Linked DNA regions of Homo sapiens: region 1 is linked to region 2. Evidence: chromatin loops called from intact Hi-C (ENCODE). Cell type or tissue: IMR-90. All regions are shown on one strand. Each heading gives the region's core, and the rest is flanking DNA. Links, peaks and the distances in the headings are about the cores only.

What was found. Hi-C counts contacts between places; a loop is a spot of excess contacts. Peaks named below come from ENCODE experiments on the same cell type or tissue, not always from the same donor. Only the 100,000 strongest peaks of a DNase experiment are listed, where the experiment ranks them.
Region 1: a loop joins it to region 2, with 4 times the contacts of the local background. A loop is called at or near these places in 1 of 110 quality-filtered maps.

What each region holds. Positions count from the first base shown.
Region 1 is chr1:77,514,212-77,517,127 of GRCh38, forward strand. The region is part of intron 10 of AK5 (adenylate kinase 5); the gene reads left to right. Among named protein-coding and RNA genes, the nearest start is that of ZZZ3, 170 kb to the right of the region's middle. RefSeq lists an enhancer at 134-1,102. In IMR-90, for the core only: a CTCF peak has its summit at 1,463 (motif pointing right); a DNase peak (open chromatin) is centred at 390; H3K27ac peaks cover 1,836 bases.
Region 2 is chr1:77,369,586-77,372,501 of GRCh38, forward strand. All of the region lies in intron 6 of AK5 (adenylate kinase 5), which reads left to right. Among named protein-coding and RNA genes, the nearest start is that of AK5, 89 kb to the left of the region's middle. In IMR-90, for the core only: no CTCF peak of the experiment used is centred there; DNase peaks (open chromatin) are centred at 786 and 1,556; H3K4me3 peaks cover 261 bases; H3K27ac peaks cover 1,282 bases.

The DNA of each region.
Region 1 (2,916 bases), core at 145-2,644, 140 kb after region 2:
TCACGTGGTATGGTGTATGGGCTTATTCAGGGGTTCGAGCCTTGGGTAATGGTACACTAAAAATGAGTGAGATGACAGTAAATGTGACAGCTCCTGTCTGTCATCAGTCGTCTTGCCACCAGAGGACACAGCCCACTCATTCTGAGATGCGGTTCCTCAAAATATCTTTTGCCGGGTAACAAATTATCCTGGAGGGATATCAAGGCCCCATTGTTTTTTTATTTAAAAGTCATAAGTTAAGACCTCAAAGATATGTCGGTGGCAGTATATGAAAATTTATGTTTCTACCAGCAGTTTTTGTGCTTTCACTGCAGTGATAAAATCACTTTGTTTTTCAGTTTGGAGCCAAGGGAAGAATCAAGCTATTGTGTAGATTACTTAAAATTCCACAGTGCCTGCGCCATTTGGCCAAAGAATGCTAAAAATTTGCAGCTGTTGCTCCCACGAAAGTTTCTAACTGGGGCAGCGGCTGCTGTTCAACACACAGCTGTTGTTAATTTGAGCTGAAGATTTTTAATTGCCTTTGTGTCGAGATTTATTAAATAACATTTTAGAGGAACAAAAACTGTAATAGTCATATTAGCAGGATGCTAAAGGAAGAAAATAATTGGAACATGGCATTTTTGCCTTGTAAGCCAAGTCTGAAAATATCTTTTCCACATGGAGGGCTCCCAACCATCCCAGGAAAAGCATTTCCAGGTAAATCCAGCCACAGAAGCCCTGATGGCCTTTTCAGGAGCTCAGCCACTTGCACCCCTTAGTCATTTACCTGGAAGCACCACTTCTCCAGAGTGGCCACCTTGTTCCCACACTCTCCATTCCTATTATACTGAGAGACGGGAGGCATAGTGCTTACAGTAAACATAGCATTAGCTGGCAGTTGGCTGCTTCTTTAAGTGGTCTGCATTATTTTGGGGAGCCTCCATAATTGCTGTTTTCCTATTACATCCAGCCCATCCCTGACTCCCTGACAATACTATGAGGGGTCTGACCTCCTCCCCATTTGGCTTAGAGCAGCTGTATAGATGAGCAGAAGATAGAAAACTCAGACCTTTCCTGGATTTTCTGGCAAGGCAAAGAAGGGGGAAGGAGGGGCCCTTCTATTAGAAAGGGTCAACAACTAATGTTGTCCCTTAAGAGGGAAGTTGCCAACCGCACAAAGAAAGGAGTTTTAAGTATGAAAAAAGGCAAACCAGGAAAACCGCAGAATGAGTTGTAAATCCTCATTACCATACTAAAATTTCAATCATGTTTTGCATGCTGATGGTAAATGTTTCCTTTTAGCAAGAAAACTTTGTCAGGCATTTATGGTGCACTTACGATGTGCAAAGTGCTGTGTGATGTGCTCAGGGCACCCAGAGAAGCTTGCAGGGCCGGCGACCAGTGAGGGAGCTGCAGCCCAAGAGTAAGACAGGCAGGGAGCACCCGGCGCTGTTTACAGCATTGGCTCCAACAGAGCTGAGGGTGAGAGGTCTGGCTCCTGCCAGAAGGGGGAAACATGTGATCTGGACCTAAGGGCTGAGGACGACCTTGATCATTAAAAAAAAGGATGAATGTGACCGGGCACAGTGGCTCAGGCCTGTAATCCCAGAAGTTTGGCAGGCTGAGGTGAGAGGATCGCTTGAGGCCAGGAGTTCAAGACCAGCCTGGGCAACATAGCAAGAGACCCTGTCTCTACAAAAAATCTGAAAATTAGCTGGGTGTGGTGATGTGCACCTGTGGGACCCGTAGTCCCAGCTAACTCAAGAGGCCAAGGCAAGAGGATTGCTTCAGCCCGGGAGTTTTGAGTTCAAGGATGCAGTGAACTGTGATTGTGCCACTGTGCTCCAGCCTGGGGACAGAGCAAGACCCTATCTCAAAGAAAAAAAAGAAAGAAAGAAAAGATGAATGGGTAAAAAAATGTGCTAGAATATAGAATATTATTCAGCCATAAAAAGACAGAAATCCTGCCATTTGTGACAACATATTGGAAGACATTATGCTAAGTGAAATAAGCCAGGCACAGAAAGACAAATACTGCATGATCTCACGTGTACGTGGAATCATAAAAAGTCAAATTCATGGAAGCAGATTGTAAGAATGGTGGTTGCCAGGGGCTAGGGAAGTGAGGAGATGTGGTTCTGGAGACCTCATGTACAGCATGATGGCTACAGTTAACAACACTGTATTGTATACTTGAAATTAGCTAGAATAGATGTGAAATGTCTTCAGCACCAGAAAAAAAAAAGATTATGTGAGGTGGAGGTTTATTAACTTGATTGTGGTAATTATTTCACAATATATATGTATATCAAACATCACATTGTACATCTTAAATTTATAGTTTTATCAATGATACCTCAATAAAGCTGGGGGAGAAAACAAAGAGAAGAGGAGGAAGGAAGGGCCTTTCAAGCTGAGGACCAAGAAGAACAAAAGCGTGGTAGCCTGGAAAAGTCTGTGTGGGCATAGGAGGCCATTGAATGCTATGGAGGTGGGAGTGCCCTCCTTTCCAGGCACATGGAAAGCATTGAAAGTCCAAGAATTGTGTTAGTTGGACATGACAGTGCTGGAGGAGGGTAAGAAATGGGGAGAGGGGCCCGGCACAGTGGCTCATGCCTGTAATCCCAGCATTTCAGGAGGCTGAGGCGGGTGCATCACTTGAAGCCAGGAGTTCGACACCAGCCTGGCCAACGTAGTGAAACCCTGTCTGTATCAAAAAATACAAAAATTAGCCAGGCATGGTGGTGCGCACCTGTAATCCCAGCTAATTGGGAGGCTGAGGCAGGAGAATCACTTGAACCTGGGGGGTGGAGGTTGCAGTGGGCTGAGATCACACCACTGCACTCCAGCCTGGTCGATAAAGCAAGACCATCTCAAAAAAAAAAAAAAAGAAGAAGAAGAAATAGCGGGGAAAGATGCTGGAGAGGTAAAGTC
Region 2 (2,916 bases), core at 176-2,675:
CATGAGAGTTATATTAATTATGGCCTCTTTATATAATCCGAAGATAAAAATGGGACCATACTTCCTTTTGCATTATATACAGTATAGAAAAATGGTAAATGTGAATTCTTTAAAATAAGAATGTACAATATTAGAATTACTTGTATTATAAAGAAATAGTATTTTACTTTAGAGGTAACCATTGCTTTCTAAAGGTAGGAAACATTTGAGTAGTTTCAAAAAGTGTTTTGACAAAAGCATTAAGGATAAATTTGTCATAAATTATTAAAGGAAAACAAACAAGTTTTAGAGTTAAGAGTGTAGTCATGCCCTTCCACAAAACGCACTTTAATGCCGCTGCCAATAAATGGCATTTGCAATATGGCATTTGCTATTAATGTGAGATAGCAGTTATATCTGCTTTGAGAAAGTCATATAATTTCTCCATGTTGCTTTCCTTCCCAAAGCAGCATCCAGTGTTGTAGGGAGGAACTTTTCCCCGCAGCTCCTGTTCTGTCCTTGCAGAATAAGTCCAAAGTGGCAGGAGCTGCCTGCTGTGAGCCTGGGAGTAGAGACTAGACAGGTGTCTTCTAGAGGGTTCTGATCCCACCCTGCTGGTCCTCACCTGCTCACTCCTGTCCCAAGCCACGGGTACACAGCTTTTGTTTTCACACTTCACCTCCAGCTCCGTGGAGAACTCCAGCAGTGAGCTTGGCTGCCCTAACACTTTTCCCCGTAAGTCACTGAAAAGCTCAAATCTCAAAGCTGAAAGGAAGCAACTAACAGACAAACTCTGTCTCACAAACTCACACGCAACCTCAAAGCCCTACAGGCTCTCTCAAAGTAAACTTTCACACCATGCAGAAAAAACTACAAACAGACTTGGGGGGACTTGGATCACAATTTATTTTCCAACTTTTTGCATGATTACTAGATAATCCACCACATTTTAATGAAAGGGGTTTAAAAACTTTAAAGATGAAAATAAAAATTAAAATTAAAAAAAACTTTAGAGATGGATCAGGATTCTCAAAGGGGACAGTGGATAGAATGGAATGGACATGACATTCTTCCTCTTGGCTGTTCTCCCATTTAGTACAGTCTCTTGTACTGGAAAGTCACAGAGAGTGGAAGGAAAGAAGTCTTTTACCGCACTGTGGGTAAAAAGTGAGTGCCAGACTCCAACCCCAGCCCAGTCCAGCTGGGCAAACCTGCCAAGCAGTGCCAGGCCAGCAGCTTAGGAACCAGATTCTGGGATCCTCCATCCCAGCTGCACATAGCTTCCAGACAGGCCAGGGCCTCCTGAATCATTCAAGTGCTCCTGAAGTTATTCTGGCTGTCCATTGCTATCCTAAGTTGACAATGAGTGCCATACTTTGTTCTACAGCTTCTTTTGAAGTCTTTCTTACCAGTTATGCTTTCTTCTTTCTAAATCATTTATGTGTGGCTGGATGTCACATTTCATTACCTATGACTCCATCCCATGCTGACCCAGAGAGGATGTGGGTATGAAAGGAACTATAAATATTTACACTCCCTTTCCATTTGCATGTCTTCACACAGTTAAGGCACATCCCCCTTGCAGTCAGAATTCTGCTTAGGCTCTGATTCATGGTAATGTGCTTTTATTCCTAACCACAGTTCTCACATGACCAGGACCCCTTCTTGGCACCATTTAGCATCTTCCAAGGATATATTTATATGGGTTATTTAAAGGAGCAGTCCCACGCTGTCCAGGAGCTGGTTATCTAGTCTGTCTATTCTCTATGCAAGAGGACGAAGGGGCTCAATATTATAATTTTCCCTGAAGCCAGGAGATCTCCAGGTGGAAAGAGTACTTTACAGCACTGGAGGTGCTATTTGGAAAGGGGGTTTCAACCCAATGACACTATCAGTCCTGCTGGTAAGTCCTTCCCTATCTTGAGTACCTTAATCTGGTTAATTTTTTTTTCTCATGGCCACCCACCCCACAGGCATTTAATCGTTCACTTGAGAGTATAGTGCAAAGAATGTAGGCTTCCAAGTTGGGAAGATGTAAGTGCTGACCTCTGACTCAGCTGACACTGGAGCAATTTACTGTCCATCTGGGTCAGCTTGCTTCTTTACAGGCAGAAATGAATAACTCCTCCTCTACAGGTTATTAGAAGGACTTAAAAAGATAAGGAGCTTGGCATTTAATAAATGGAAGTCTCTATGATTTCACTATTCCATAGATAGTATGCAGACTAAAGAATAATGGAGGGAAAAGAAATTAATAGTTATTAAGTTCTGATACTTATTAACACTCCTTGGAAAGATCCATCATGGGAGAAGGAAGAGGGAAGGAAGTAACAGAATTAGGTGATTTGATTGGTCAAACTGCTTGACCTCTCAGAAGTGATCAGTAGAAAGACTTGCACTTCCCCATGAAGGTGTGAGTTCATCTGAACTTTTGGGTTTCTTTTATCTGCTTCTGATTTTGTTTATCAATCTTTTTCCCAATTCTTACTAATGCAACATGTGCTGTTAGCATGTCCTTATCTTTGATAAACCACTTCAAATAATACCACATACTTCTCATACATTTTTAATCACTGTCACTTACCAGACCTTGAATAATAACACTAGATTTAAAACAAAAAAAAAATTCCTTGGAAATGTTACAGTGAATTTTAGAAAAGTGCTTAATGAAAATCTAACAACAAAAATTGCACAACAAATAGAAATGGATGCCATTTTCTCTTTCACAGTAAGTTATGAAAATGCAACCATTAACCCAATCATGATAATAATTTTTATGAGCCCTTGAACACCAAAATTTAGACATCCAAAGACTTCCCACACACCACTCTCACCTTTTTAATGGAAAAACAGTTATTACATTTCAACACTCCAGGAAATTAAAAGAAGAGGCATCTTCAACAAACTAGGCTTGTGGTTAAATCTCTATGTTTAATA